Linked DNA regions of Homo sapiens: region 2 is linked to region 1. A link is an interaction called in ENCODE POLR2A ChIA-PET data of the cell type or tissue named here. Cell type or tissue: OCI-LY7. All regions are shown on one strand. Each heading gives the region's core, and the rest is flanking DNA. Links, peaks and the distances in the headings are about the cores only. Region 1 overlaps CEP70 (centrosomal protein 70). Region 2 overlaps ESYT3 (extended synaptotagmin 3).

The links. ChIA-PET counts read pairs that join two places held together with the same protein. Peaks named below come from ENCODE experiments on the same cell type or tissue, not always from the same donor. Only the 100,000 strongest peaks of a DNase experiment are listed, where the experiment ranks them.
Region 2: POLR2A ChIA-PET joins it to region 1 with 17 read pairs; 4 of 35 experiments call an interaction of 5 or more read pairs at or near these places.

The regions. Positions count from the first base shown.
Region 1 is chr3:138,525,094-138,541,822 of GRCh38, forward strand. It overlaps CEP70 (centrosomal protein 70), which reads right to left. Exons shown (of 18, transcript NM_024491.4): 7 at 12,085-12,254; 8 at 7,421-7,477; 9 at 4,282-4,369; 10 at 4,106-4,194; 11 at 397-471. Among named protein-coding and RNA genes, the nearest start is that of CEP70, 61 kb to the right of the region's middle. In OCI-LY7, for the core only: no CTCF peak of the experiment used is centred there; DNase peaks (open chromatin) are centred at 5,568 and 6,408; H3K4me3 peaks cover 1,182 bases; H3K27ac peaks cover 2,299 bases.
Region 2 is chr3:138,461,891-138,478,619 of GRCh38, forward strand. It overlaps ESYT3 (extended synaptotagmin 3), which reads left to right. Exons shown (of 23, transcript NM_031913.5): 8 at 196-316; 9 at 2,455-2,625; 10 at 3,449-3,531; 11 at 5,671-5,719; 12 at 6,215-6,304; 13 at 6,765-6,827; 14 at 6,929-6,991; 15 at 7,546-7,614; 16 at 8,170-8,256; 17 at 8,987-9,136; 18 at 10,473-10,969; 19 at 11,646-11,744; 20 at 12,331-12,462; 21 at 14,333-14,438; 2 more. The coding sequence ends at 14,964. Among named protein-coding and RNA genes, the nearest start is that of ESYT3, 36 kb to the left of the region's middle. In OCI-LY7, for the core only: no CTCF peak of the experiment used is centred there; no DNase peak of the experiment used is centred there.

The sequences.
Region 1 (16,729 bases), core at 2,868-10,867:
ATGAGTTCATGTCCTTTGTAGGGACATGGATGAAGCTGGAAACCATCATTCTCAGCAAACTATCGCAAGGACAAAAAACCAAACACCGCATGTTCTCACTCATAGGTGGGAGTTGAACAATGAGAACACATGGACACAGGAAGGGGAACACCATACACTGGGGCCTGTTATGGGGTGGGGGGAGTGGGGAGGGATAGCATTAGGAGATATACCTAATGTTAAATGACGAGTTACTGGGTGTAGCACACCAACATGGCACATGTATACATATGTAACTAACCTGCACGTTGTGCAGATGTACCCTTAAAGTATAATAAAATAAAAATAAAAATAAAAATAAATAAATAAAATAAAAAATCCTAATAAAAGAGGCAATTTTGGTAAAAATATAATTACTTGACGTTTTTCTTAAGGGCTTTTTCCAGCTTCTTCACCTGCTGTTTATAAAGTCTTAATTCATGCTGCGTAGGCCTGTGGAAAATAAATAATGATAAATTAATTCAATTTACTGAATAAAAGCATAAAGGTACTTAAATATTAACGACATACAAAACTTTGTTACTTGTCACAAATATACTTATTAAGCTTCTGAAAATATTTCATGACTGCTAATTTGGAGTTTACTGGCCATTTAGATTTCTTCTTCTCTGTAATCCCTTATTCAAAGCCTTTTAGTCGTTTTTTGCTGCTAATCTGTTACTTGTTTTTATAGTGAAATATTTCAAGTATACAGACAAAAACAGAGAACATTATAACAAATCCTGGTGTATCCACCACCTAGCTTTATCAAATTTGAATATTAACAGATTTGATTCAAATCTTAACTCAAACTTTATACATATACTTAAAATTCCCTCATTAATGTCATTCTTCTCCTTCCCATACCATAGAGAACCACTATCCTCAATTCATTGTTCATTATTCCCATGTATGTTTTTAAATTTTTACTACATATTTATATAATCATAAATTTACATATTATTGTGTTCAAGGTTTTCACATTTTATATAAATGGCTTATGCTAGGTATCAGGTCCTTCTCTCCATTAAGGTATAAGTTTTTTCTTGTTGTTTTTTGTTTTTTTTGAGAAAGGGTCTCACACTGTCACCTAGGCTGGAGTGCAGTGGCACAAGTTCAGCTTACTGCAACCTCCACCTCCCAGGTTCAAGCTATTCTCTCACCTTGGCCTCTTGAATAGCTGGGACTACCGATGCGTACCACCACACCGGGCTGATTTTTGTATTTTTTTTGGTAAAGACAGGGTTTCACCAAGTTGGCCAGGCTGGTTCTCAAACTCTTGACCTCAGGAGGCCTGCTTCGGCCTCCTAAAGTGCTGGGATTACAGGTGTGAGCCACCACGCCCAGCCATTAAATATAAGCTTATTGAGAACAGGAAATTTGTTTTGGTCCCTTGTTCACCCCAGAGTTTGGGACAGTGTCTAACTTACTATAGGTATTCAAATATTTGTTGAATGAAAAAAGGCTCAACAATGTTCATTCTTTATTACTGTCAACATAGAGAGTGTCATCCTTTTGTAGCTATGCTGGATATATCTTTCTGTTGTGTGCCATTATAAATTTTACTTTTCTTCTCATCCCACAGCACAGGAATAAGAATAACAAGGCATTCCAGTATAATTTGAGAATGAGAACTCCGCTGGCAAAAGACTGAATCTAATATAGTAAATATTAATGTATTATACATTTCAAAATCAATAAGAGTAAATTTCAAATGTTTTCAACCACAAAAGGTATTAGATGATGGATATGTTAATTAGCTTGATTTAATTATTCTGCATTATAATCATGAATCGTAACATCACTTTGTGCCTCATAAATATATACAGCTGTAATTTGTCAATTAGCAATTAAAATAAAAATTTAAGATAATAATCATGCTGAGTGAAAGACGATAGACAAAAAAAGAGTAAATATTGTATAGCTCCACTTATAAGAAGTCTAGGAAATATAAACTAACGTATAATGATTGAAAGCAAATCAGTGGTTGTCTCAGGGAAAGGCAAAGAGGGGCAGGAGGGATTACAAAAGGGGCAAGAGATAACTTTTAGAGTTTTTTGTTTTGTTTTGTTTTAAGAGACAGAGTCTCTGTTGCCCAGGTTGGAGTGTGGTGGTGTGATCACAGCTCACTGCAGCCTTGACCTCCTGGGCTCAAGTGATCTCACCTCAGCCTCCTTAGTAGCTGGGACTGCAGGAGTACGCTACCATGCCTGGCTAATTTTTTTTTTTTTTTAATATGGAACGCTTCATGAATTTGCGTGTCATCCTTGCGCAGGCCTGGCTAATTTTTAAAATTATTTGTAGGCCGGGCACGGTGGCTCACGCTTGTAATTAACACTTTGGGAGGCCGAGGCGGGCGGATCACGAGGTCAGGAGATCGAGACCATCCTGGCTAACATGGTGAAACCCCATCTCTACTAAAAATACAAAAAATTAGCCGGGCGTGGTGATGGGCGCCTGTAGTCCCAGCTACTCGGGAGGCTGAGGCAGAAGAAATCACTTGAGCCCGGGAGGCAGAGGCTGCAGTGACCCAACATCGTGCCACAGCACTCCAGCCTGGGCGACAGAGCAAGACTCCGTCTCAAAAAAAAAAAAAAAAAAATCTCAATGGGCTAAAATTATTTGTAGAGATGAGGTCTCACATGTTGCTCAGGCTGGTCTCGAACTCCTGGCCTCAAACAATCCTCCTACCTGGGCTTCCCAAAGTGCTGGTATTATAGGTATGAGCCACTGCACCTAGCCTCCAAGGCGATTATCTTGACTGTGATTGTTAGGGTGATTATCTGGATTATAACTGTTTCATAGGTGTATACACATATCAAAATTCAATAAATTGTGTACCTTACATATATGCAGTGTACTGTACATCAATTGTAACTCAATAAAGCTATTTTTTAAAAGCAAAAAAAAAAAAAAGACTGAATCTATTTGAAGTTTTTTTTTTTTTTTTTGACACAGGGTCTCGCTCTGTCACACAGGCTGGAGTACAGTGACACAATCATGGCTCACTGCAGCCCTGACTTCCTGGGGTCAAGTGATCCTTCCACCTCAGTCTTCGGAGTAGCTGGGACTACAGCCACAGACCACCACACCCAGCTAATTTTTATATTTTTTGTAGAGAAGGGGTTTTGCCATGTTGCCCATGCTGGTCTCGAATTCCTGCCTCAAGCAATCCACCTGCCTCAGCCTCCTGAAGTGCTGAGATTACAGGTGAAAGCCACTATGCCCAGCTTATTTGAAGTTCTTAGCTAGTTTTGTCTTCTTCACTGTGGACTCCTATTTTCTCATTTCCCTTGCCTACCCATGTGCTCTTGTTCCTTTCATAAGTTATCACGGGAAAGAACTGACTAAAGTGAGTATAAGAATATTATGTACTCATGATTAGCTTTAGAGCAAAGGAGCTAGAATGGTGCATTTAATATTCCAAATTCCAGTATGTTTACTTTTCAAAGGATGAAGAAAAATTGGCCGGATGCAGTGGCTCATGCCTGTAATTCCAGTACTTTGGGAATTCTGGCACTGGGCCTAGGAGTTCAAGACCAGCCTAGGCAACACAAGGAGACCCCATCTCTACCAAACAAAAAATTAAAAAATTAGAGGCTGAGGATGGTGGCTCATACCTGTAATCCCAGCACTTTGGGGAGGCCAAGGAGAAAGGATCACTTGAGGTCAGAAGTCTGAGACCAGCCTGACAAACATGGCAAAACCTCATCCTACTAAAAATACACAAAATAGCCAGCCGTCGTGGTGTGCACCTGTAATCCCAGCTACTCGGGAGGCTGAGGCAGAAGAATCGCTTGAACCTGGGAGACAGAGGTTGCAGTGAGCTGAGATCGCGCCACTGCACTCCAGCCTGGGTGACAGAGTAAGACTCTGTCTCAGTTAAAAATAAATAATTTTTAAAATTAGCTGGGTGTGGTGGCTTGCACCTATAGCCCCAGCTACTTAAGAGGCTGAAGTGGAAAGATTGCTTGAGCCCTGGAGGTCAAGGCTGCGGTGAGACGTGATCACACCACTGCACTTGGCCTGAGTGACAGAGTGAGACCCTGTCTCAGGAAAAAAAAAAAAAAAATTAAGTTTCTCTCACCTGGTTTCCAAATCTTTTTGGAGGTTCAGCTTTTCACTTGAAAGTGCATCAATCTTAGATTTTGATTCCTTGAGTTGATTCTGTAATGACTGCAACACATTTCATAGAAAAATAATTAACTTTCTTAGATTACTTAGTTTATTAAAAAGTATTTATTAGTTATGCAGTCCCCATACCATTAAAAGGCCTTTATAAGTTGGTGAGGCATCCAGATTTCTGTAGTCGTTTTCTTCTTCTGACTGACTTTCATCTTCTTTATATTGCCTATGAAAATATGTATGCAGTATACTTATGAAAAATCTATCTTCAAAGAAAAAAACTAATTAAACCAATGTAATGAGGGTTTAATAATCTAAACATGAATTAAAATTAATCCACATTTCCTACTTGTTCTCATAGAGAATGGTATTAGAACACTACTACTATCTAATATTATAGTACATACAGTATCCATTTACTCTCTTTTTACTTAGAATATATGATCCATGAGGACCAGAACTTTGTCTTATTCACCACTGTATCTCACTGCCTAGAAAAAGTATGGAATATAAGAGGAGGTGAAAAAGCACTGCTGAATAAACAAACGAAACATAGGTGGAACATCCATGTTCTTTTAAAAAATGCATTCTCCACATACTATTTTTTCCTTCTAGTACATTTAGGTCACCAAAAAACCTATATGAAGAAAATGTAGATCATAAGTGGAAAAAGCAACAGATTTAATAGTCTTGGTTCAAGCCTTGATAACACCACTAACTAGTTGTATTATTTGAATAAGTCAATCTCTCAGAATTTATTTTCTCATCTGTAAAATAGTATCTGTCACATCTACTTTACAGGACTGGTGTAAAAAGCAAATGAAAGATACTGAAGGACTCTGTGAAATGCAAAGTGCTAGCAAATAAGTATGATTATTTTTAGCAATCTTGATTAACTATCACTGTGATGTCCTATATGGTAACCAATAGCTACATGAGCTAGTGGTTACCGCTTAACACTTGAAATACGGGTAATGCCACCAAGGAACTAAACTTTTAATTTCATTAAATCTTAAATTTAAAAATTGAAGTAGTATAAAATACTTTTCTGTTAAACACAACTTTATTGTTTAGGACTACATTTCACTTTAACTATTGTATCACATAAAGTATTACTATTGTAGCCTAGTGTGCACTGGGTACATGCATGATTTCTAGTATTACACATAAACATATCACCAGTCTAGTAAGTATCAATGGATTGATTCAGTTCAAATGATTTATTCCCAATGTGTTTATTTTACACATGTGCATATAGTCTGATGATAAAAACAACAACAACAACAAAAAACTTCGGACAACACTGGCCTTAAAAAAATGGACAAGCAGAGAAGCTTTTGCCACTGCGAGAGGCCCATGTCCCACCTGTCTTCTTCCTTTGGTCTTGCTGCTTCAGTTCTACAGGGTCACAGCTCTTCTCCTCTGCTTCCTGTTTATCCTACTTAGGCCTCCAAATCTTGGCCTGGCTTCCCCCGTCTTCTCTTTCATCTTCTTTACTAATGTAATACTTGTCAATGAATTGTTACATCCTCCTGTTACAGTACTCCTACTTCTTTAGATGATACCTATATCCTATTTGTAGATCTCAAAATCTATCCTGAAATTGCCAGAATCTCACTTTCAAGTTAGTACTTACTCTTAGAAAGGAGACTGAGTTTATAATATAAACTCCACTCAGTCAATGAATCCCGAAAAACTCCCTCCTTAGGAGAGAGACTCTTTTTATTGCTGCAAATTTTCTCATTTGTAGAATATTATTTATTAATGTATCTCCTATTTTCTTCCTATCCTCCACTTCCCTCAATAAGACATCCAATCCAAATATCTGACCCAAGGATAATTTGTATAGGCCAAAATACTTTACTTCAGCTAGACAATTGATGAAAAGCTTTTTAAGTTAAAAAGTGATTCTTTTCCAAGTCACTCATTCCTCAGCCCCAGATTTTCATTACAAATTCATGACAACTAAATTCAATACCACCACTCCAATGGCCTCAATCCTTTTTATCATCTTTAGTCAGAGAACCCCGTTTGCAGAACTCTACAAGTACCTCTCACATCATATTCTACACAAAAGATTTCCTGATGGATATGTTATGTTAAATCTTTTCTACTCTTACTAAAAACCCCAAATCCCCTCTTCATCATCTAGATCAGGGGTCAGCAAACTGCTGTCTGCAGGCTATATTCAGCAGGCTGTTGGTTTTGTAACTATTTTTATTGGAACACACCTGTGCCAATTCATTTACATATTATCTGTGGCTGATTTTGTGCTACAACAGCCGAGTTGAGTAGTTGTCCTATCTTTGTAGAATCTCCACCATCTAAACGACAGTTTCATTTGGAAGTCAGAAGGTCCCTGAAGCTACTTGATAAAATGCTGCTTTCTGAAAAGAACATAAAGCAAGAAGTTGCTTTTTAATTAGTTGCTCTCTTCTTCCCTTCCTTCCTTCTTCTTTTCCTTTTTTTTTTTTTTTTTGGAGTCCCCACAGTACTACAGATAATCAGCAACCAGCAACCCACAGAGCTCTGCCATTATTCTCTCCAAGATTTTGGAAAGTCACTATTCTTGGGGCAAGAATACTAGAGCATACGCTTCATAAAAGTGAAGAATTTATCTGCTTTATTATGGGATCCTAATTACTTAGAACATGGTACAAAATAGGTGCTCAAATAAATATTTGTTAAAAGAACTGTTCCATCTATAAATAATAAAAAGATTAGCTACTGTTTTAGTGACCTTACATTAAAGCATTTTAGATTATATCTTAGATATCCTTCAGCTATTTTAGTTTAGCCAAAGACCATTTATCTCTATGCTTATTTAATCAGGTGATAAGTGTGTTTTAATCTATAAGCTTGATTTTTCACTGACATTTTATCTTTATCTCACATAAATCTGCATACTAATTAGGTTACACTTTGATAGGCAGCCAATCTAATTCTATGCACTTTGCGGATATACTTGGTAACTACCCAGGGGCTAGATCATATCAGTAGAAAAAATTATAATACTTCAAGAAAATAAAGGGAAATACCATTTCTGCTATGACCAATACTTTGGTGATAATTAAGTATACATAATTTAACATAAATACAACAATACATCTTGACTTAAGTTGTAAAATACAGTCTTCAAGTTCTTTATAAAAAAGAACTTCACAGTGACATATTAGGTGGATTTCCATAGTATATTAAAGTTTCAAAAGCTACAGAAACTTCTGGTGTGAATACTGGATTAAAACCTTTAAAAACTGTAATACAGGATTACTCGTACCTTTGTGTATGAATTTTTCTAATTTTAGATTCATAGTAATCAATTAGACAAAGCAACCTAGAAAACAGAATATTGAATTATTTTCAAAATGCGGTATGGTATTACAGCATCTACTAGTTTCACCACATAATTTCAAATTACAGTGTAAAAGTAAGTACAGATTATCTGGCAGGCTTTAAAAAATTTAAGTGATTCTTACCAAAAAGCAAATACTATACTAAGTCATATGTTATATTAATTTCAAAGTATAGATTTAAAAATAACTATAAACATTATATCTCAACATATTAAATGCATATCCTCCTTGTCCCAACAATTCTACCTCTAGCAATATCTCCCACAGAAATAAGTCAAAGGATGCAACTCAATATGAACAAAGTTGTTCACTGCACCATTATTTAAGAGTGAAAAGCCAGAAATAATTTAACTCTCCATCAGGAGAAAGGTTAAATAAATAATGGCACATCCATACTACAGAAAATAATGGGCTGGGTGCAGTGGCTCAAGCCTGTAATCCCAGCACTTTGGGAGGCCAAGGCAGGCGGATCACAAGGTCAGCAGTTCGAGACTATCCTGGCCAACATGGTGAAACCCCATCTCTACTAAAAATACAAAAAATTAGCTGGGCGTCGTGGCGAGTGCCTGTAGTCCCAGCTACTCGGGAGGCTGAGGCAGGAGAATCACTTGAACCCGGGAGGCGGAGCTTGCAGTGAGTCAAGAGCGCACCACTGCACTACAGCCTGGTGACAGAGCAAGACTCCATCTCAAAAAGAAAAAAAAAAAAGAAAGAAAAAGAAAATAATGGAGAAGTAGAAAAAATAATGTAACTTTGTATGTCCTTAACAAGGAATGATGATGGAAAAAATTAATGTTGCATAATCAAATGTATATTTTTTACTTTTGTCTAAAAAGAAAAGAAAAAAGTTAGATGTGAATATGTATATATACTGAAAAAGAACTCTGTGGGTTCTTAACCAGAGAATAATATTGTAAGCTAGCGGGTGTATGAAGGGGCAATGTTGCCATATTGACTAGTTGGAGAGGGGGCAGAATGCTAAAAATTCATCGGTGAACAACACAACAATACACAAAGAAGAACTGTCTCACTCAAAATGCCAACAGCACTCATTTTGAGAAACAGTAGGAAGGACACACACCAAATTGTTAGGAGAGGAGGTTATTTCTGGGATGTGGGGATTAGGAAAGCAAGCAGATTTGTTACATTTTACCATATACACTTTCATATTGTTTGAATTTTTATTTTTTGTTTTTTTTTGTTTGTTTGTTTTTTGAGATGGAGTCATGCTGTCGCCCAGGCTGGAGTGCAGTGGCGTCATCCTGGCTCACTGTAAGCTCCACCTTCCAGGTTCACCCCATTCTCCTGCCTCAGCCTCCCGAGTAGCTGGGACTACAGGCGCCTGCCACCACGCCCAGCTAATTTTTTGTATTTTTAGTAGAGACGGGGTTTCACCGTGTTAGCCAGGATGGTCTCGATCTCCTGACCTCGTGATCCGCCCGCCTCGGCCTCCCAAAGTGCTGGGATTACAGGCGTAAGCCACTGCGCCCGGCCTGAATTTTTATAAACATTTATTGCTTTTGTGATTTAAAAAATGAGAGAAAAACAAAATAATACTATGCTTTCATGTGTTATTCTTTTTAAACGAACAATATACTGTTTCCCTCCTATCTTGGGAAAATATTACCAACCCATCCCCCTCTTCAGAACTAATTCAGCCAATTGTGCTCTTAATGTCACAACTTTCTAGATTACTCTTTTTCTCTTCAACCCTTCCCCAATTACTCTTTTTCTCTTCAAGCCTTCCGCATCTTAACATATACCAGCTTTCACATTATCCTGAAAATATGCTTTAATCTTTATATCCTGCACAAATCCTCTTGACCTACTTCCCCCTTATGCTATGATTCTATTTCTAATATTTTCCTTCATAAAAAAACTTCATTCATTCTGAGTGATTGTAACCAATTATCTTCAATAAAGTTTTAGGGAGGACTTATTACATGTTAAGTACTGGGAATTCTGAGCAAATAAAATAGTGGGAAAGTAAACAAGTTAACCAATGAGGAAGCATGCAACACTGCCGATCACCCTCTCCTTGAAACACTTTTGTTCCTTGGTTATCATGATACCCAAACACAATTCCTCTTCTGCCTCTTCTTTCTCTATATGGACTTTGGAAGTTCTCTGGAGTTTGGCCCTTTTAACAACAGGCCTGATATGTCTACTTGGATGACTGAAGGTGCCTAAGTATATATCCATAAATGAATTCATCGGTTTCTTCCCCGTTCCTTCAAATGTAGTTTAAAAACTGGCCATCTTTGACTCCTCCACTCCTTTCAACATCTATAGCCAATTCGTCTGGACAACTCCTATCCATCTTTGCAGTGTCTCTCCCTTTTTTTTGGTCCTAGTTAAGACCTTCATTAGCCCTCTACTACTACAACCGATTCCTAACTTGTCTTTCTGTCTCTGGGTTTAATCTCCTTGCTCAGGAATCTTTGGGTATGTTCCCTGCCACACAGAAAGTAGAACTCAAACTCTTCGGCCAATTTAAGTCTCTCAAAGTTACAGCACACTTTCCATATTGTCATATTGTCTCTTAAGACTCTTCCCAGAATCTCATGTATCCTATGTTCCAGACCTCTTGGACTCTTGACGTCCCAAACACATTCACTTTTCCTGTTATCATATTTCTCTAATTGAAACATCCTTTCTCTCACCTCTTCCTATTAATATTCTATAGTTCCTAGTAGTCCAGCTAAAAAGATAACTCATTCATGAAGCCTATGTAGTCATTCTTACCTTTCACTAATTTCTCCCTATGTCACACCCACTTAGTATCCTATCTGCCCCACCTTATAGTACATACCACTATCTGCTTTATATTTTACTTACATGCATATATGTCTATCTACCCAACTAGACTACCAGGTCACTGAATGCAGGAATCATGGCTTTCCTCATCTGTGTGTGCCCTATTACTTAGCCCAGTACCCGTGTAACTTTTAATAATATCTGTAGTGGCTACAACTCATGTATTTCCAATAGGTTTAATTCACAATTTTTCATTTCAGTGTCTCAAACTGAAAGTTTGCATTGACAAAAATCAAACAGTGGAAAATCTCTGGCCCACTGGACAAATTCATACCTGAATTAGCCTGACTTCATCTGGTACATTGCAAGTTCTCTCAGTGCTTCTCTCACCCTCTTACCCAGTCATCTTAACTGTTTTTTGTTTTTTCATTCTTCCCTTCCAATTTCTCTCTTCTTCTTCCCACTGTAGTTCTCTCTCCCTCACCTCTCTCCTTTTTGTTCTTCCTTACCTCTCCTATTTTTCTTACCTAGCCTCCCTTTTCTATTTATTCACACCTCTCACTAACATTTTTATGTTTTTTTATGTGTTTGTCGTTACTTTTCCTTCAAGAGGATGAAAATTATATATGTGTATATATGTGCATTATCTCTCAAATAATTATCAAAAAATCTATAGTTTTAACTTGTTTTTACTTTATATCTGACCTCATTTATTTTTATTGTAAAATAGAAACATCTAATTATTCAAGATTTCCAGTCCTACTAGGTAAACATATAATACCGCTTAAAATGCAATCAGTTTAAACTGTTAAGAGAAAAAAAGAAGGTGCTAGTACATAAGAGAGAATATGTATATAATATCCATACTACTTATATTGCTAAAAATAACTCTAAACATTTAAAATCAATTACCTATAGGGGAGGTAAGGATAGGATAGAATAAAGGGGACAGGAATGAAAACACAACTTCTCTGAATATAAATAATGAATAGTTTTGATTTTGCAATTACATAAATGTTTACACATTCAAAAGTAAAAATTTAAAAAGCAATCCCTGAAAATTGAAAAGAAATTGAAACAAACCTAACTGCATTATAATTTGGTGACGCAAACACACAGAGAAACAAGTATTTCAAGATATTTTAGAAATATACATCTTGACTGCATACATAGTGGAATATATTAATATCAAAGAAAGCTGCCCAGAAATTTAAATCTCATTCAGTAGGCTTATTGTTAGTAATTCTAGTTTTATTATTTTGAAACTATTTTTATGTATTATAGGATATAGCAAATAATTATAATATTGTTCTTAAGAATGATTTTCAGTAGGAAAGACAACAGTTACAAATGTAAAATCAGAATTTAAATAAAAATACTATCTTAACTTCAGCTAGGTTAAAAAAAAAAATCAATGATGATTTTTTTTTCCCTCCAAAATATATAGTCCCTGGTTCTTTCCACTAAAAACTCCTAAAATCAATAACATAATAAAACTAAGCAACCCCAAAACCCATACAGCGATCTCTCAATAGTATTCTTCACTAAAAGGATCAGTTATTTTGAGAAATGTCTGATTAATTATGAATTTATTTAAAAGTTTAGTGTTATTTTTAGTAAATGTTCAATTCCATTCTTCAAAGGACCTCTAGAACAAAAAAAAAAAAAAAAAAGAACAGGATGAGCAGGGAAAAACAATGCAGAAGAGGAGGAGAGAGAGGCTTTTCTAGTTTATAAGAGTTATAACCACCCCCAAGATAATATCAGGTAAAACAAACAAACAAACACAACAATGAATCTAGCTACATATCAATTTATGTAGCAAAATTACTGTCTATCCAAGACGGTATGAGGAACTCTTTTGCACAGATAGGCAAACACTCTGTTTTGAGTGACAATGCGATCTTCTTCCTCCTTTTTTAATCTACAGACTTCCATTTGCAAAGAAGCAATAGTTTCTTCTTGCTCCGTTCGTTTTTTCTTATAATGCTGGCACTTCACCTATAAGATATTTTTTAAAAACATGATTATGATATGTACATCTAGGACATGCTATCCTAACAGTATTGTACACAAAGGCATCTTCATAGTTTCTACTGAGCTGTTTCATTCAAGAACTTCAGTATTGAGGCTGTTTTTAAATGAGTATAAGCTCCAGGAACATTAATATATCATAAACCTGAAAAAATATAAGTCAAATAGCTATAAAATGGGGAAACTACAGTTCATAATTGCGTGCATTCAAGACATTTCTTACCAAGTAAAGGAACTCAAGAATTTCCATAAAACTGGTATAATTTTATGTTTAAGTTTACATTAAAACAATAATCAGGAAAGAATCAATATTAATTGGGGATTGCAAATGGTGTAGTCAACTTAGGCATTCATGCAATGTGGGTGACTGCAAACTCACAGTAAGTCCATAACCAGGAAATTATCATCAAGAAATAATCAGGGAGAAAGACATCACCAAAATGGCAAAGTTGAAGCAATCTGGCTTCACTTCCCCCAACAGAAAACCAAAAACCAATATCCAATGCCAAGATTATTACCAGCAATATCCCAGAACTCAAATCTGAGGATGGGACAATCCCCGGGACCACAAAGAAGTGAAAAAATTTCAAGCAGATGGTAAGAGAATCGGACTTCTGTAACTGTGATGCCTCTCCCCTAATCTGCAAGGAATTGCCTGTGGAAAATTTTCCCCAGACTCAGTTTCTACACTGGAAAAAGTGAGATCAAGACCAACTTCCCCACTATCTTGGGTTCCTTGCAGGAGAACTGTTCCTGCCTCAACCCACAGAAAGCATCACAAGTGTCTATAGCAAGAAAAACTGAGAGCAACCAAAGACAAAGATGGAAGGTGGGAATAGCAGCAACCCCAGCCTGCAAAATCTGCTTGGTATCTCAGCCAAAGAAGATGCTAAATCAGAGTGGCTGTTCAGCAGCACCACACTGTAGGAGGTACACTCTACAGGTTCGCTGGGTATGAAACCCTAGCCAGCTTTTCCACACAGCTGGGGTATCCCATTTGGGATCTCCCCAACCTAGTACCATCAGCACTCTGAATGCTTGCCAGAGCTGTAGCAAACCTGGACATGAGCCACCATCTAGTACCAAGAAGGAAGCAGTGACCTAGCATAAAGGAAATTCAACAGGTGAATTGTAAAGAACCTCTATGTAAACATATCCAAGAAAAACCCAAACAAGCCAGACAGTGAAAACTGAAATAACTAATCCTTCAATGAGAAGACATAGATATATGTCCACAAGAAACAACAGCTAACAAAGAACCATGACCCCCACAGATGGAAAAAGGAGCCAGTGACTGACCCTAACGAGACAGTGTGGTGAGATTCTTCAGATCAAGAATCCTTATTCTTTTTCTTTTTTTTTAAGTCATCTGGTTCTGGGCCTTTATTTGTTCAGAGGTTTTGATTATTGACATAATCCATTGTTACACATCTACTAAAGTTTTTTACTTCTTCTTGAGCCAGTTTTGGCAATTTCTGTGTTGCTAGAAATATGTCCATTTCATCTAGGTTAGCTAATCTGTTGTCATATAATTGTTCAAAGTATAGTCTTATAATCATTGCTTTAATGGAGGGGTGGAGGTTTAGGGTTTACTTCCTTACAACTTTCAGTGATGTTAAATCTCTTTTATCATTGTTTTCGTTTGTTTGTTTGAGACAGAGTCTCACTGTCGCCCAGGCTGGAGTACAGTGGCATGATCTCAGCTTACTGCAACTTCCACGTCCTGGGTTCAAGTGATTCTCCTGCCTCACCCGAGTTGCTAGGATTACCATCACACCTGGATAGTTGCGTACCATCACACCTGGATAGTTTTTGTATTTTTAGTAGAGACAAGGTTTCACCATGTTGGGCAGGCTGGTCTGACCTCAAGTGATCCTCCTGCCTTGGCCTCCGAAAGTGCTGGGATTACAGGTGTGAGCCACCATGCCCAGCCCTTTTTATCATTGTTAAAGAATTTTCATGTTATATCTCTATATTCCTTAATCATTGCTTCTTCCTAATCCCTGTCTGCCCAGGATTCAAAAACTCAGTGAACTCCAATATAACACAGGGAATCAATTCAGAAATCTATCAGTGAAATTTTAAAAAGGTATTGAAATAATAACTTTTAAAAAAACAAACAGAAATCCTGGGACTGAGAAATACATTCCCTGAACTGAAAAATGCATTAGAGGCTTTTAATAGCAGACTGGATCAAGCAGAGGAAAGAATCAGTGAGCCTGAAGACAGGCTACTTGAATATAAACAGAGAAGAAAAAAGAAAAAAGAATACCTACAAAATATAGAAAATTACCTCAAAAGAGCAAATCTAAGAATCATTGGCCTTCAAGAAGGAGTTGAGAAAGAGCAAGGGGTAGAAAACTTATTCAAAGAAATAGTAACAGAAAAGTATCCAAATTTACACAAAGATATAAACATCCATGAACAGGAAGGTCAGAGATCACCAAACAGATTCAATTCAAATAAGCCTACCCCAAGGCATATAATAAATTCCCACCTAGGCAATACCATACTGGACATAGGAATGAGTAAAGATTTCATGACAAAGACACCAAAAGCAATTGCAACAGAAGCAAAAATTGACAAATGAGATCTAATTAAACTTAAGAGCTTCTGCATAGCAAAAGTAACAAAGTAAATAGAAAACCTACAGAATGGGAGGAGACATCTGAAACTATGCATCCGACAAAGGTCTAACGGCCAGCATCTATAAGGAACTAAATTTAGAAGAGAAAAACAAATTCATTAAGAAGTCGGCAAAGGACAAGAATAGACACTTTTCAAAAGAAGATTATACATGCAGCCAACAAGCATATTAAAAAAAAAAGCTTAGGCCAGGCGCGGTGGCTCATGCCTGTAATCCCAACACTTTGGGAGGCTGAGGCAAGTGGATCACCTGAGGCCAGGAGTTCGAGACCAGCCCGGCCAACATGGTGAAACCCACTCTCTACTAAAAGTAAATTATTCAGATGTGGTGGCGCATGCCTGTAGTCCCAGCTACTCAGGAGGCTGAAGGAGGGGAATCGCTTGAACCTGGAGGTTGCAGTGAGCCGAGACCACACCACTGCACTCCAGCCTGGGCAACAGAGCAAGACTATGTAAAAAAAAAAAAAAAAAAGCTCAATATCACTGATCATTAGAGAAATGCAAATCAAAACCACAATGAGATACCATCTCACACCAGTCAGAAAGCTATTATTAAAAAGTCAAAAAATAAGGCAAGGCAAGGTTGCAGAGGAAAGGGAACACTTATACACTGTTGATGGGAATGTAAATTATTTTAACCATTGTGGAAAGCAGTATGGCAATTCCTCAAAGAGCTAAAAGCAGAACTACCATTTGACCCAGCAATCTCATTATTGGGTATATACCCAGAGGAATACAAATCATTCTACCATAAAGAAACATGCATGAATGTTCACTGCAGCACTATTCACAACAGCAAAAACATGGAATCAACTGAAATACTCATCAATGGTAGACTGGATAAAGAAAATGTGGTACATATACACCATAGAATACTACATAGCCATAAAAAAGAACAAGATCATGTCTTTTGCGAGAACATGGATGGAGCTGAACGGCATTATCCTTAGCAAACTAATGCAGAACAGAAAACCAAATACTACTTGTTCTCACTTATAAGTGGGAGCTAAATGATGAGAACTTATGAACACAAAGAAGGTAACAACAGACACTGGGGTGGAGGGTGGGAGAAGGAAGAGAAGGAGAAAAGATAACTATTGGGTACTGGGCTTAATGCCTGGGTGATGAAATAATCTGTATAACAAACCCCAATGAAACAAGTTTACCTACGTAACAAACCTTCACATTTACCCAAATCTAAAAGTTTAATAAATAAGTACATTCTCAAAGTCAAGCACAAAGAGAAGATCCTAAAAGCATCAAGAGAAAAGAAGAAAACAAAATATAAAGGAGCTCTGATTTATCTGGCAATAGAATCCTCAGCAGAAAGCATATTGGCCAGGAGGGAGTGAAATAACATATTCAACGTGGTGCTGAAAGAAAAAGAAAAAGAAAAAGAAAAAGAAAAAAAAAAACCTGTCAACCAAGAATATTATTCTCAGCAAAGCTATCTTTGAAATACAAAGGAGATAAAGCCTTTACCAGGACAAGCAAACACTTGAAAGGGACTCATAAGAAATGCTAAAGGGAGTTCTTCACTATGAAAGAGAAGGACACCACATGCAAAAACAAAAAAACATTTGAAGGTATAAAACCCATTGGTAAAAGTGAATATACAGACAAACGCAGAATACTCTAATAATATAATTGTGGTGTGTAATCCAGTCATATCTCTAGTATGAATACTAAAAGACAAATCTACTTAAAACAGTAGGCTAGGCACAGTGGCTCATGCCTATAATCCCAGCACTTTGGGAGGCAGAGGCAGGCAGATTGCTTGAGCTCAGGAATTTGAG
Region 2 (16,729 bases), core at 5,573-13,572, 60 kb before region 1:
GTTGAGATAGAATGTCAGGGGCTGTCACGATGTATAGGCACACCCACCCCTACCCAGGCAAGTGGGGTCAGGGCTGTTCTCTAGGTGGGGCCCACCCTACCAATCTGGGCTCCTGGTTCCTGCTAGGGATGGAGTGGCAGGTGGCATGGGGGAGGCAGTGCCACCCCTCCACAGCTGGTCCTGCCTTGTGTCCAGTGATGTGTCAGACAGCTTACTGGAGGACCTCATTGCCACCCACCTGGTGCTGCCCAACCGTGTGACTGTGCCTGTGAAGAAGGGGCTGGATCTGACCAACCTGCGCTTCCCTCTGCCCTGTGTGAGTACCCAGTACTAGCCACAGACCAGCCTGCTGGGAGGCAGCGCAAATATCCTCTCAGCCTTCACATGTGGTGCATTGGCTTTATTTCACACTAATGCTTGACAGTCCCAGAAAAATGGTACAAACACCATCGCCCACGTCATAATTACTAAAGACATTTTGTCCTTGGGGTGTATCCCACTTGGGAGGTAGTGTCAAATTTACTGCATTCTAAACTTACTTGGAATATTTCCTCTGTTTGTGACAACTGACCATGAATATTTACATTGACTTGTTTCATTCTGGTCTCCATTTTTAGGGTTTTATACCTTAACTTCCTTTTACAATTATGTAAAGTAGTTGTACATTTCCAAAGTCCAATTAAAAAACAAATTACATTTTAAGGAGTCTGGCTTCTATCCCTTGTTCCCTCCACCTACTCCCCACCCTTCACTTATAAGTCATGGTTTATCCTTCCATTTTATTGATTGATTGGGTCTTGCTCTGTTGCCTAGCCAGGCTGGAGTGCAGTGGCACAATCACAGCTCACTGCAGCCTCCACCTCCTGGGCTCAAGCAATCCTCCTACCTCAGCTTTCCGAGTAGCTGGGACTACAGGCGTGCACTACCACGCCTGGCTAATTTTTGTATTTTTTGTAGAGACAGAGTTTTGCCACGTTGGCCAGGCTGGTCTCAAACTCCTGGGCTCAAGTGATCTGCCCGCCTCAGCCTCCCAAAGTGCTGGGATTACAGGCATGAGCCACCACACCTGTCCTTTGTTACTTAATATGAACAAATACATATATATGGTCGTATGACACATATTTGCTTATATTCAAATTCCCCCTTTCTTCGATAGATGGCAGCATAGTAGAGTTTTCCCCAGCATGCTTTTTTTTGGGCGGTGGGTGTGAAGGGAGGTGGTGGCGGGGAGTCTTGCTCTGTGGCCCAGGCTGAAATGCAGTGGCGTGATCTTGGCTTACTGCAACCTCTGTCTCCTAGGTTCAAGTGATTCTCCAGCCTCAGCCTTCTGAGTAGCTGGGACTACAGGGGCACACCACCAAGCCTGGCTAATTTTTGTATTTTTAGTAGAGACCGGGTTTCACCATGTTGGCGAGGCTGGTCTCGAACTTCTGACCTCAGGTGATCCACCCACTTTGGCCTCCCAAAGTGCTGGAATTACAGGCGTGAGCACTGTGCCTGGCCCCCAGTGTGCTTTTAACACTGAGTATGTCATGAGGATCATGCTATGACAGTGTAGATTAGAGATCTTCCACATTCTTTTTAAGAGCTCCAAAGTACTTCACTATGGGAATGTACTGAAGTTTATTCAACACAGTTCCTATTGATGGACCATTATGTTGTGTTGGGTCTTTCACTATTACAAATAGTAGTGTAATGAATAGCCTTGCATACATGTCTTTTTATATTTTTGCTAGTATGCCCTTGGGATAGATTCCTAGAAATGGGATTTCTGGGTCAAAGAGTAAATGCATGTGTATTTACTAATGTTAAAAAAATTCTAGGAAGGAGATATATCTCAAAACCCATGAACTATGCCTTTCCTAATTCCTGTGCTCCAGTCTTTATTAACAGAGTTATATCTCTTTCATTTCCTTTTAAACATCTATTCATGCAAGTGTAGGGAGGGGGTCTGCCCTGTAGTACAGTCCAGAATGTGGTGGGGATGAGGCTCAGTGTTGGGGCCTTTAGGAGTGCAGGTACCTACTGTCAGCAGCTGGCAGTGCCCACAGGGGCCAGGAGAAGGGATGCTAGGACTCCCTTGTTGGAGTCTACATGTAGGACACACAACAGAGGGGTCTGGAGTAAAGGAGGAAGCTTCCTTAGGTGTCATGATTGTTGGCACAGGAGGGAGACAGATAGCTGCAGTTGAATAAGCCATTCATGTGGCAGTTTGGAGGCAGGGAGTGTGGAGGCCAGGGCTGTGGGCAGGGCATACTGATGGAGAGAGCCCTGCCATCACTTGCTGTGTGGCCTTGGCCAGGTCACTGCCGTATCTGGCTTCTATCTCCTGGTCCAGACCGTGGAGGGGGCAATATGGGGGCAGCAGTGATCTCTGATGGTTTTAGCTCTGATACTCCAGGACTTGGAGGCCCCAGGAAGCAGCTGTGAGCCCTGGGCTTGGACATTTTCCAGGGGGTGATCAGAGTGCACTTGCTGGAGGCAGAGCAGCTGGCCCAGAAGGACAACTTTCTGGGGCTCCGAGGCAAGTCAGATCCCTACGCCAAGGTGAGCATCGGCCTACAGCATTTCCGGAGTAGGACCATCTACAGGAACCTGAACCCCACCTGGAACGAAGTGTTTGAGGTAAGGGTCTCCTTGGCTGCTTCTAGCCTTCACTCTGAGTCATGCTGGGCAGAGGCAATCCAGGGGCAACACTAGGCAGGGAGTGGGCCTTGGAGACAGGCAGGTCTGTGGAATTCCTGCTCCTGTATCTACCAGGCTTCCAGACTGGGTTACTCTGGCCCGACTAAAGGGCCAGCCTGAAGGCAAATTCCTACCTCCTTTCCCCTTCCAACTTTGTTAGAAGTTAACAAATCAAAGAGAAAGAGCCTTAGAGGCATTTCTGCTCCACTCTTCTCAGCTTCCCCTGTCAGAGCCAAACATCAGGAGCCTGAAGTTATTCCTTAAGTTCAACCACAATCCCTACTATTTGAAGGGTGGGACCCACAGCCTGTTAAGCCCCCCAGATTACACGCTCCAGGAGCCACATCTTAGGTGACCCCTCTCAACTTCTCCTCTCAATATACCATCTGGATGCTCTGTTACGTTTGGGGTGAGGCAGTGAAAGCAGGGGTGCTAAAAGGCAGCTTGGGGCTTCCTGATATTGTAGACTCACGGAGGGGCCAGGAGAATGTAACGAACAGGTGCTCAGGACACCGCATGGCCCATGCAGAACAAACAGCCACTGTCCCCTGGGCACCTGCTCTGCCATGGCTTGCACATGTTTTCTCTAATCTTCTCTTCCCCCCGAAGGGGAGGGGCTTCACTCCCTTCTTATGGGTGGGGTTCTTGAGGCACTGAGGGGGTCAGGAACCTGCTAGCGTTCTGAGCCATGATTTGGCTCCCTTTGGGTCATATGTCAGGTCGACTGTTGCCTGCAGGTCAAGACACCTCTTTTTCCTTCCAGTTCATGGTGTACGAAGTCCCTGGACAGGACCTGGAGGTAGACCTGTATGATGAGGATACCGACAGGGATGACTTCCTGGGCAGGTGAGGAGGAGGGCGCACAGCTGGGCCTGGAGGCAGCCTTCCCTCCCTGCGGGGTGCTGGGCTAGATACCCTGCTCCTACCACTTAATGACTAGCAACCCGCTGTGGTCACCCTGACATAGTGACTGTGCCAGGCAACCTGCCTCACCATTCTACATTCCTACCACAAACCTTCCCAGATGTCTCCCAAGTGCCCAGCCCTGACCTAGGCCCTGGGGGGTACAGAGAGGACCCCAAGATTTGTATATTACGGCTTTGCTTTCTGTCTTCCTGATAATATACCAAGTCCCCATTTGGAGTAGTAGACAAGGCTGGCATGGATGGCCAGATGCTCAGTCCCAAGGAACCCTGGGCCATGCTCTAGGGGGTAGAACCCAGCCCTTCAGGGGTATGAGAGGACTAAAATGATCAGGGTGGGGCTGGCTATCAAAATTTAAAACTTACATGTATTTTGGTCCAGCAGTCCCACTTCCAGGATCTCCTATAAAATAAAAGCCCTAGTATCTGAAATGTTTATTGCAGAACTATCCATAGAAGAAAAAGAACACCCCCATCCCCTAAATGAATATCTAACCTCAGAGAACACTGGCTGAATGTTTGAATACATTTTCCATTGCCAAACTACAGAATATTCTGCAGCTCTGAAAAACAAGTGGAATCTCTGTGTATTAACCTGGAGGACACCCATTATGAAGTGGGGGAGAGCAGCTGGGCATAACATGTCATTTGAGTCATCATCTGGGAGAGGAACCTTGAATGCGTATTTTTGCATGTGTTCATGTTAGCAGAGAAAGGCAGGCTGTTAACACCGCTTATCTCAGATGAGGAAGCAGAAAAGGCAGGTTTACCCAAATCTTCAGATTGCTGTGTTGTTTAGCTTGTTTCCAAGATCATGTAATTTTGAAAAGTAGAAACAAAACAAACTGGGAGGGGGCACAATCTGACAGTTTCAGAAACAAGCAGAATCTATGTGTATTATTAGCCTGGATGTTAATACACATAGATTCACCACCAGATGTTGCTTATCATTTTTTATTTTTATCTTAATGAAAACAGTTGCAATTTTTGTAATGTTGCAGATTAGAAGTGTGGCTTGTGGGTCATGCTTTATGTATTAGTAACTGATTTCAGGTGTGTTTTGAGCTTAAGCATGTTTCTTACAGTTATATAGAATTACATTTTCCCCTCTGGCTGTCAGGACCTTCTGGTTGGGCTTGGCTCAGGGTGAGTTAGGGGCAAGCTGAGGTGTGGGTGTTACCTCCTCTCACACACACATGCTGTGTTAGTCCATATTTTATTGCTATAAAGGATACCAGAGGCCAGGTAATTTATAAAGAAAAGAGAGTTTTCTGGCTCATGGTTCTGCAGGCTGTACATGAAGCATAGTGCCAGCATTTACTCAGGGCAGAAGGTGAAGAGGGATCAGGTATGTCACATGGCAAGAGAGAAGGGAGCAACAGGAGTGAGGATGTCCCCGCTTCTTTTTAACAACCAGATCTTGCATGAGCTCATTACTGTGGGGAGGGCACCAAGCCATTCATGAGGGATCTGCCCCCATGACCCAAACACCTCTCACTAGGCCCCGCCCACCTTTAACGTATGGGGATCACATTTCAACATGAGATTTGGAGGGGACAGACATCCAAACTACATCACATGCCAACTATACTTTCCCTTGTAGGGCACCTGGGGTAGATTTGGAAATGAAGGGGCATTTGGGGTTATTGACATGACTGTGAGAGGTGGTTCTTCTGGCATTTAAAGGGTACAGGACCAGGAGGCCAAATTTCTGCAATGCATGGGTAGTTTTGCACAATGAAGAATCATCCCACCCAAAATGCTAGTCGCACTGTCACTGAGAAATCCAGAGGTGATGTGTCCAGCAGCCTCTGCTTGTCCCCTGTGGGGATGGGAGCCCCCTTCCTCCCCAAGTAGCACACCCAGTGGGAGCAGCCCTGATGGTAGTTAGTCTTTCCTTCACTCGAGCTGATGGTGGTCTCCCATTGGTTCCTTGGGGTAAGATCCTCTGTCTTAATGGCCGCACTCAGATATCTGAAAACAGAGTCCAGTGTGGGCCTCCATGCCCTCTGCTGCTTTCTTCCTCTGAGCTGACCCAATCCCCTCTCCCTGTATATTCCAGCCTGCAGATCTGCCTTGGAGATGTCATGACCAACAGAGTGGTGGATGAGGTACAGTTGGTGCTTGCAACCCTCGGGGGAGTTTCAAGGTAGCCCTTTCCTGTGGACAGCTCCAGCAGCTTGCTTCAGCCCAGCTATTCCTATGCTGTGGTCCCCCTCTGTGCTAGGCTCCATCCTCAGGGCAAGAGCTGGGTGAGGCACAGATGGCTCCAGGGTATTCTCCAGGGCCCCAGCTGGAAGAAGTTTCCCTGGGAAATACCCACAGATTAAGGACCCCAGCAGGGGACAGTCACATTATAGGGGAGGGCAGGCTGGGCCTGGGTTTTTTTTAATCCCACAGTGTAGCACTTCTGTCTTCCTATAACCACATCTCCCAGTCCCTCTGAGCCCAGAGCATACCCTGTCTGGGCTGGTCCACCTTTTCCCATACTAGGACAGGTTTCCCTGTCCCTACTAGGATGCCAGGTCTCAGGACTGGGCTGCCCAGAGAGCATCAGTAGCATCTCCCTGGCCCTTTTCCCTGAGCTTTCTGCCCCTACCCCACAGTGGTTTGTCCTGAATGACACAACCAGCGGGCGGCTGCACCTGCGGCTGGAGTGGCTTTCATTGCTTACTGACCAAGAAGTTCTGACTGAGGTGAGTGTGGGGTGTCAAGGGCTCCCTTGCAGAAAGGTGGAGGAGCACACGTGCCAGGTGTGTGCAGGTGGAGGAAGGGTGGGAGATGATGCCCCCTTCTTGCTCACCTCCTGAAGAACATGTCACTCAGCCCGTCTCCACACAGGGCAGCTCCTGATAGCTCTCAGCAAATGTCCTCTGAGCATCTCCATCATCTTTAGATGATGGGGTCCTTAGAACTCTGTGTCAATGCCTGTCCTCCCAGTTCATAGGGAAATCCACTCAGTGTCTAACTTGAATCTGTCATGCACCAGTTATAGTCTTAACCTCAACAAAATGCTAGGTTGTGAGAGGTCCTCCGGCAGCTAGTCTGGAGTGTGAAGGCTAGCTGGCTTTCTTCTGCCATGAGTAGGCTTCTCCAAAATCAGTCTTTGTGTCCTGCTGCTGGGAGTACCCAGTGAGGGTCTGTGTCTGTTTGCAGGACCATGGTGGCCTTTCCACTGCCATTCTCGTGGTCTTCTTGGAGAGTGCCTGCAACTTGCCGGTGAGTGGCGACATGTCCAGAGTGTCACACAAACGCAACAAAGTGCCCATCACTTTCAAATTGTCCTGTGTTGCTTTAACCCCGTTATTCCTGTGCTGCAGAGAAACCCTTTTGACTACCTGAATGGTGAATATCGAGCCAAAAAACTCTCCAGGTTTGCCAGAGTGAGTGAGTATGTGGCTAAAAACTCCAGGGAGGGCAAATCACAGCTTCTCTCCCCAGAGTAACCACAACCCCATGTCTTCTGGGCCACAGTCTGTGCACACACAGCCTGGGGATAACAAGAGGTGCTGATTGTGGAGTCTACTGTGTGCCAGGCACTAGGCTTGGCAACTCATCCCCCACATTTGTTATCCCTGAGTCTCATGATGACTGTGTCATTCATTTTTATTACCATTTTCTGGGTCACACAGCTAAGAGGAGGAGCCAGATTCCACACTGTTTTCATAGCCCCAGGGAACGAGAGCCTGTGCCTGGCCAGGCCCAGCTCTGGCTTCTGGTCTTTTAACTTGGAACTGCTTTCTGGGGTTGGTCCTGTCCTGGGGCTCGCACAGTAATGACAGCCCAGGGGGACTGGGGCATTAGAGTAGCTTTCTCTCAAAGAGAAGTAACTGGGTGGCCCCAGTTCCCCCAGATGCTCCTGGGGGTTGGGGGTAGGACTGTCTCAAGCTGATATTGACTATGCCACCTTCACTGTTATGGATTTGATTCCTCACAGAACAAGGTCAGCAAAGACCCTTCTTCCTATGTCAAACTATCTGTAGGCAAGAAGACACATACAAGTAAGGTAAGACAGCTTGGTGTGTAGCCCTGGGGTAAGGAAACAAGGACCCAGCCCTTCTCAGGGAGAGAGGCAAAAGGGAGGGGAATTAACTTATGGTGAATGCCTAGTAGGCACTTGATGTTATTTAGTCTTCAGAATAACCTCACAAAATAGTTTTATAATTCAAGAATCTGAGGATCAGAGATAAATGACTTGACCAAGGACACAGAACTAGGGTTCAAGCTTGGGCATGGTTCTGAAGCCCATGTCCTTTCCACCAATCATGAATTTTCTCAGTCCAGCAGCAGAAATCCTGTTGGCCTCTCCTCTCCTGAAGTGAGCTCTAAGGCCAATATGATTTTCAGCTCCCCCGTAAAAATTCCTGGCAAACCACTCCCTGCCTTTGAGTGTTGTCCCGTCCTAGTGCCTCCCACTAGCTGTAGCGTGTTTGGGTCTGATCCCAGGGCATATAGGTAAGGTTCCCAATGGTACCTGGTGGCCAGAGTGATAGCAGAGGGTGCCGGTATCCAGCTCTGCCCAACCTAACCCTTCAATGATCTCTCCCTCTTCTGTTCCCAGACCTGTCCCCACAACAAGGACCCTGTGTGGAGCCAGGTGTTCTCCTTCTTTGTGCACAATGTGGCCACTGAGCGGCTCCATCTGAAGGTTTGATGGAAGAAGGGCTCTTGAAACAGAGTTAAGAGGTTTTTAAGCCAGGCGGGCTGGGAAGCTTGAAGTGCACCTTGAGCAGGTTCTCCTGGCAGCGTTTAAAGTCAGCCCCTTGTATGTAAGAGAGGACACTGAGGCCCCACAAGGCCTCATCTCCTTAAGGCTAGTGCCTGAGGTCACTGTATAGGGGGATGTGGGAGGATAAATCCTCAAGTCCCTTGACTTTCCCTGCAAAAGGGTCTTTATATTTGCTACACAGTACCCAGAGCAGCCTATCTACACAGGACATTAATAATGGTGTACTTTAAAAAATATATGTTTCATTTAATCTTCACAAAAGATCTGTAGAGTAAGCAAAGAGAGGCAAAAACAATGTCTTGTCCAAGATCTCATGACCAACAAGTGGTGGAGCTGGGATCTTTTAGGGCCCTGAGCCCTGCCTGGAGAGCAGCACAGCTCATCAGTCCCCAAAGCCCCCTGGCTCTGGGCATTTGACAGACTAGCTCATACAGATCATAATTGCCTCTACTCTGAGTCACTATCTTCCCTGACAGAAGACAAGGACCAGGTCTGGCCTGATCCCATTCTAGTTTTCAGAATAGGACCAGATGCCCATAGAAGCACAGTACAGACTGAAGTAAACCCAAACTTGGCTGGGGCTCAGATACTAGTAGTGGAGTGGTGGGGCTTGGTTATCCTCTTGTTTTGTGACTGGACCACTGCCCAGGTGCTTGATGATGACCAGGAGTGTGCTCTGGGAATGCTGGAGGTCCCCCTGTGCCAGATCCTCCCCTATGCTGACCTCACTCTTGAGCAGCGCTTTCAGCTGGACCACTCAGGCCTGGACAGCCTCATCTCCATGAGGCTGGTGCTTCGGGTAAATCTCTCCGGTCCCCTGGGGGAGGGGAGGAATAGAGCTCTGGCAATGGAGCAAGGTGTACTGCCCCAGCACTAAGCACCTGCTGTGTGCCTGGAAGAAGCCAGGAGATGGATTCATGTTTTTCATCAATTTTGAAATACTGAATGGGAGCAAGTCAATATTCAAAGAGATACAGGCTCTTCAAATATTGCCTCTCCTCCATTCTTCTTAAATTCCTCTCTCTAGAATTTTCTATAATGTACCTTCTCATCTATCCTCCATGTCTCTTGACCTCAACTAAATATTTCCCTTCTCTGTATTCATGGTGGTACATTCTAATTCTCTCAAGAGCTATCTTCCAGGCCACTAATTCTTTGGCTATGCCTAGTTTGCTGTTTAACCTGTTCATAGTTTTTTCAATGGTGGTTTTTCATTTCTATTTTTATCTTTTCCAAATCTATTTGGTATTTTCTCATAGAATTTTATTATCTTCTCATGTTTATATTCCATCTTTGGTCATTTGAAAATATGTTACAATGTATTAATATGTATGTTCTATTATTTGAAGATCTTGGGAGTTAAATTTTGATGTTTGTTTTGTCTGTTGATGCTTTTTGATGGTGACTCATTTCTGTTTTATAACTTGGATTGCAAACATATGTTCAGTGTTCCTTTATGACCTGGATCGAGGTTGTTCTCTTCCAAGGAGCTTCTGCTTTTGCTGCAGCTCAGTACCTCAGGTGCATTACAAACTTGAGTCCATTTTTGTGTATATTTCTTAACTTTGGGTTTCAAGATCCCATAGGTAGCTCATATTTATACTCAAAATTCATATGAGGACAGGCCTATGAGGTGCCATGTTATTAGGAAAGACTTTATCCCCTCAACCAGAGTACAGGCTGTGGCAAACACATGTTCTTGTCATCAGTCTTTGCTGGTAGGCCGAATAATTTTTATCCTAAACTACTTTTTTAACTAAAGAGATCCCACCTTCATGGGTCTTCCCTTCAGCTCCTAGCCTCACAGCCTCTTCTAACTCCCTGAATTCCAAGGTTGATATACAACCCTAGGAAAGCTTAACTTATTTTTCAGATTTTTTCTTTTTTTAACAGAATTATCCTTATTTTCTTGTGAATTTGGCTATGCATTTCAAAGGATGTTTGCTTCATTTTATTTGGCATTTCTAACAAGTTTTTCAGAATATTTGGAACACCATATGTATTACTGGAAATGGAAGTTCCCTAGGAAGGGTCTTTATAATTCACAACTGAGGGGAAAGGGGGAACGGGAAACAATGGCTGAGGTTGTGGAAGTGGTGACTCAGCTCATAAGCCACCCTCTTATCTGCTTGCAGTTCCTGCAAGTGGAGGAACGAGAGCTGGGGAGCCCATACACAGGACCTGAAGCCCTAAAGAAAGGCCCTCTGCTCATCAAGAAAGTGGCTACCAACCAGGGTCCCAAAGCCCAACCTCAGGAAGAAGGCCCTACAGATTTGCCATGTCCCCCAGACCCTGCTTCTGATACTAAGGACGTATCCAGGAGTACCACAACCACCACCAGTGCTACCACCGTTGCCACTGAGCCCACATCCCAAGAGACAGGCCCAGAGCCTAAAGGCAAGGACAGTGCCAAAAGGTTCTGTGAGCCCATCGGGGAGAAGAAGAGTCCAGCCACCATCTTCCTGACTGTCCCAGGTCCCCACTCTCCAGGGCCCATCAAGTCACCCAGACCCATGAAATGCCCTGCCTCCCCATTCGCATGGCCGCCCAAGAGGCTGGCTCCCAGCATGTCCTCGCTCAACTCCTTGGCCTCTTCTTGCTTTGACCTGGCAGATATCAGCCTCAACATTGAGTATGCACCTCTCTGCTTAATCTTTTCTAAAATCGCCTGTATGAAAAATACCTCGCTGGATGGAAAAGTAGATATGAACTTACATTTCTGTGCAAGTTGTTTTTTCACAAAATATCTTCCTAAGAGGCAGCATGGTGTGGTAGAAAGAACACAGGACAAGGGAGAGAGAGCCAAACAGGCTGTTTATGGCTCTAGCTGCGTACTGACTATAAAATAGATGCTGGACTCTGGTTGGTAAGGTCCCTTCCAGCAGAACCATTGAGTTATACTGGGATGACATGGAAAGCTTAATATGTAGAATTATGTAATAAATGGCTGTCATTTATGAAGGGTTTACTATGGGCTTAGCATGTTACCTGATTTAATTCAACCTTCACAATAACCCTACAAGATGGAACTATCATAAAAGTTTAATAAATTCATCCAAGGTCCCAAAAGGAATCATGATACAAAGGCAGATTCCACTTCAGGGTTCCCGTTCTTCCTACTATGAAGTAGGATAATTATACATGAATGCTGGATGGAACTGAATTCCATCTGAAAGTAAACTCACTGTGAATTATTATCCTACATGGCTCTATACTCCTCAAGCAGGAATGCTTCTTTGTCTTTGGGGGTGGCGGAAGAGGGCCAATGCTTGTTATGGCGAGAGAAGTGATGGGCTCTTTCTTTACAGAGGTGGGGACCTCAGGCGACGGCAGCTGGGTGAGATTCAGCTCACAGTGCGCTATGTGTGTCTGCGGCGCTGCCTCAGCGTGCTAATCAATGGCTGCAGGTAAAGGGATTCTAGGGCCAGGGAGGTCCTTTGGGAGCATCAGGTGACCATAAATCAGAGTAGGGACACTCAGAGCAATGAAAAGGGCACATAGTCCCAAGATAAATAACACTTTGGGGGAAAAATGAGATTTGAAGGCCTGAACACTGTAATCAAGTCCTCAAAGGGGCACTTTGGCCATCATTCTTCAGTGATGCTGATGGGCTCAAGAGCCAAGGGCTTTGCTCAGACGCAACCACTGCAAGACTGTCTGGAGTGGCTGGTAGCCAGTACATTTTCCAAGTGAGAATCTCAAACTTCCCTTAGAAGGAAAGTACTTGCTCTACTCCAAGCATTATAAAGATGCGTGTTATCAAAAACATTCATCTGATATTTTGTCCTCTAAATTCTACAGGCTATTACTTTTGATCATCAGGACCACTGAGCATTTTTATCCTTAAGCGTATCTAATGCTGAATGGCTAATATAGCCTTCTCTCAAATGTTTGAAGTGTTTGAAACTCTCAAACACTGAAACTCTCAAATGTTCAGTGTTTGAAAACCAGGGCCCTTTTTTTTTTTTCCTAATGTCTTTGACACCAAATCAGAAACCTAACACCATGTACCAGCAGTGGAGCTGATCCCTACGTCCGTGTCTACTTGTTGCCAGAAAGGAAGTGGGCATGTCGTAAGAAGACTTCAGTGAAGCGGAAGACCTTGGAACCCCTGTTTGATGAGACGTAAGTGGGCTGGTGGCCTGCCTAGAGTGCCTCACCCATTCAAGTATTTTCCAAGTACCTGTTATGTTGCCTGGCAGCCTGCCAGATGCTGGAAGGGGCTATGGCTGAACAAGACAACATAGTCTATGACTTCATGAAGCTTCTGTACGTTAGTGGGGAAAATGGAGTGCCAGAGAAGTTTATCAAAATGGCCACCTACATTTACTGCTCATAGAGGCTAAAGTGTTCCTGAATATGGAATGTTCCCTACTCTTTCTGTTTAAATGAAGTCTCTCTGGTAGTAAAAAGATTTGAATGTTCAAATATTTTTTTGATCTGTTTTAATTCCAGCAGTTAAACATTCCTTGAGCCTGAGGACCTAAAGTTTCCTCTAAAGCTTGAAGCTCTTTGGCCTGTCTTCCCTCCTGCAACAAAACATAGGTGATGGGTAGAGGAGATACCCTCCCCTTCTCCACAAAGGCTTGTCCACCTATGTCCTTGGGGACAAGGGTGACTCTAATCACATTAATTGCTTTTGATGGGCCAGTGGTGGCAAGTCTCATCCCAAATATTTTTATTCTTAGAAGTCTGAATCTCATCAGCGTGTACCTTCTGCTTCAGGGTTCTAAAAAGACATTTCTAGCCAGCTTAGGAAAATATTACATCTCATAATTTTCCTGGCCAATAACTTTTTTAAAAAGGGTTACACTGAGTCCTCTTTGGGCCATATCTAAGAACTATTATGTTCCTTCAAGAGCTACACTTTGAGTTCATCAGTATCAAGAAAAGGGTATGAGGAAGAGAGACTATTCATTCAACATTTACTGAATGCTTTATGCCAGGCAGCATCCTATACTCTAGAGCCACACAAGTAAGAGATTTTGCCTTCAAAGGGAGCTCTGACATAATTATAAAAAGATGTCAAAATTGTGGTGTGGTAGCTACTACGTGGCTAAGGGATTAAAAAAAATTATGTGGGAATATATGAGGGAAGAGGTTTAACATTTGACTTTGACTTTTGTGACAAACCTAAATCTGTTACTAATTCTCAAAAGTATGACAGCAAGATAAGCCTGGACTATCTGGAAGGCAGAGTTGGCAGCCTCCACCCTAAAAATAAACCTAAAAGTAAGAGGTTTCCTCTGCCTTACTCCATAGGAGGTGGCCACTGTTTTCCATGCAACTGTAGCAAACCTAACTGCTCAGTGTTCTAGCCCTTAGCTGGTAAGAAAAAAACTGAGAAGGGGGTTGAGGTGGTCCTGTGAATAGGTACTGTTCAGGGTGAGGAGGGCCAGCTAAAAGAGTGGTAGCCAGGGGCAGGTGTGGTGGCTCACGCCTGTAATCCCAGCACTTTGGGAGGCTGCGGCAGGCAGATTATCTGAGGTCGGGAGTTTGAGACCAGCCTGACCAACATGGTGAAACCCTGTCTCTACTAAAAACACAAAAAATTAGCCAGGTGTGGTGGTGCATGCCTGTAATCCCAGCTACTCGGGAGGCTGAGGCAGAATTGATTGAACCCAGGAGGCAGAGGTTGCGGTGAGCCAAGATCGCGCCATTGCACTCCAGCCTGGGCGACAGAGCGAAACTCCGTCTCAAAAAGAAGAGTGGTAGCAAAGGTAGAATTGGAGAAAGATAGATGCAAACTAAGCCACAGCAGTCTGAGGCACTTCTAGGCAAACAGCCTCTTAATACTTCTGGATTTTGTGAACAACACTGGACAGTGATTATTTGTAATAATGATACATCGTGAGTAGTTATGAGCCAGTCCTGCTCTAGGTGCTCCTAATAGTCTGTACCTTTCTGTTTTAGTAGGGAAATGGATGAAGCACTTTAGATTTTCAAGAAAACTGAATGAAATGCATAATTCTCACTTCCTTTTTGCTTCCTAAAGATTTGAATTTTTTGTTCCCATGGAAGAAGTAAAGAAGAGGTCACTAGATGTTGCAGTGAAAAATAGTAGGCCACTTGGCTCACACAGAAGAAAGGAGTTAGGAAAAGTAAGTACAAGAGATATTTGATATACCAAGGAGATTATGATCAATTCGCCTTATCCCAATTTCTTTCCTTAATGCAGTGTTTTGGAGGGGAACTAATTATTTGTGATTATTTAGGTACTGATTGACTTATCAAAAGAAGATCTGATTAAGGGCTTTTCACAATGGTAAGTGTGCCCTTTCATTTTATCACTGTTATCCTGCTATTCAAGACAGTTTTCCCTTTTCAGTACTGTTTCAGCTCCTTTGGTTATCAAGAAGGGAGGGAGATGAACACCTTTATTTAAGGCTTTACTGCCTGCAGATCTCACTGATACCCTAAAAGACACCTGTAAACTCTAGCCTTAACCCTGAACCCTGGCTGGCCAACTTACAGAGAGACAGGTTCTGCTGGTCTTACAGAGGCCCAGGCAGGCAGGACTAGGCAGTTTGTCCTGTTACCACAACACACTGTCATTACTAACGTTAAGTCCAAACGTAACTGTCTTACAGGTATGAGCTGACTCCAAATGGACAGCCCAGAAGCTGATGATGAGAATTCTTATCACTCACCTTTATATTAAAATGTATATATATGTATATATTTTTTCCTTTGGATCACTTACATCCAATATATGTATATTTTGTCATTTAAATCAGAACAACCACTTGAAATTATATACATACAATTCTTGTGTGGAATTTAACTCCATGACTGAATAGCATAAGGAAGAGGTTATTTAAAAGCAAGAACTACTTTTTTTGGTTGGATTTTTTTGTTCAAGTCCAGAAAGAAATGTTATATTTGTGCCTACTAAATTATCCAAACCTCAGTGTTTATATACTTAAACAAGTGCCACTTTTTAGTAGGTAATTATATACCATCTGATTTAGGACTTACCTGAATGTATGTACCAGAAAGTGTCCTGCCTCTGGCATAGGGGCTGGGGGAGGTCTGTTTCTGGAGCCACTACCAGCATTCCTGGGCAGTGACTGGCCAAAGGGAAGTCACTTTTTTATGGAAATAGAAAGTGACCCAACTCAAAACTGCCAAGAGCTAACACTGCCAAAGCCCTTCTGGCTGCCACCTGTGGTACTTGTATGCCTGGATATTTGTTCTTTTATTTGACCTGGAGCTAAAAATGTATTTCCCTACTGGCAAAAATGTTATACTGATATACTTAAATACCTTGAGTTAAATACTCTTGTGTAGTCTAAGGGCCAAACTCCAGCGTGTAGCATTATTTCCATAGGAAAATGCAAACCAAGTTCCAAGCCCAGGTCTATGTCTGACTCTCATAGCAAAGCACTGGAGACTGCTGAAGAGTGTCACCATCAGAGAAAAGGAAGCTTTCAGATAAGTTTAGGCTATTCAACTTTTCTAAAGAGATGGTTGGTTCACCTAAATAACATGTTAAAAGCAAAGTATTAAATTATATGCTTAAACAAGCGCCTCTTTTACATTTCAGACTTTACAAGACCAAATATACTTCTCATCCCCTCCAACATTCCTGGACCTCCTCTTCTCTCTTACCAACACCAACACTACCTGCCGTCAGTTTTCTGTCTCTGCCTCTGCCTTCACTGCCACTTTTCTGAAGCAGGGCAACATTCGAGAACAAAGTTTTGTCATGTTACTCTTATTCCAGTTTCCTGCCATCTGATTCACATGCAGATGTTCTATTCCAGAGTAGTCCAAATACTATGCTCTGCTGACTCAAGTCATGTCTCAAACCTATTTCCTCTATTAAGTAAGTCAGTCAATCCATAGTGAAATGGACTCTTCCTACCGCCTGTAGCATTTACTGTTGATACTGAGTATTTTCCATTTTAATAGTTCCCAGCCTTTATAACACTAAGTTTTAAGAAATGTTGATTAGGCATCTGCTAAGGTTACATGCTAAGCAGCTACTTATATTGTATTTGGTATTTAATTTTGTTTATTCTCCAGTTGAACAGTAGGGAACAATTCAAGCTACTTGAATTGTTTTTCACCCTCACCATCCAAGACCGTGTTAAGTACATAGAAGATGCATGGTGAAATTCGTTTCTGCTGAGGTTTCTATTTTAAATGGCAAATTCTCATAATAAAATGGAGCATTGATGCCTACCCTGTCTACCTTATGATGGCATTCTAATTGCCCCCTAAATAGACAAGTGCCTTGAAAATGGAGAAGCACCAGAGAAATAAGGGAATGTATCATATGTACATCGAAACATTAGCAACCCTAAAACAGCTAATCAAAATGGCAGATAAGTGAAAACCTACCCCTCTTCTTCCAAACTTAAACCACAAACATTTATTTTAAACGTGG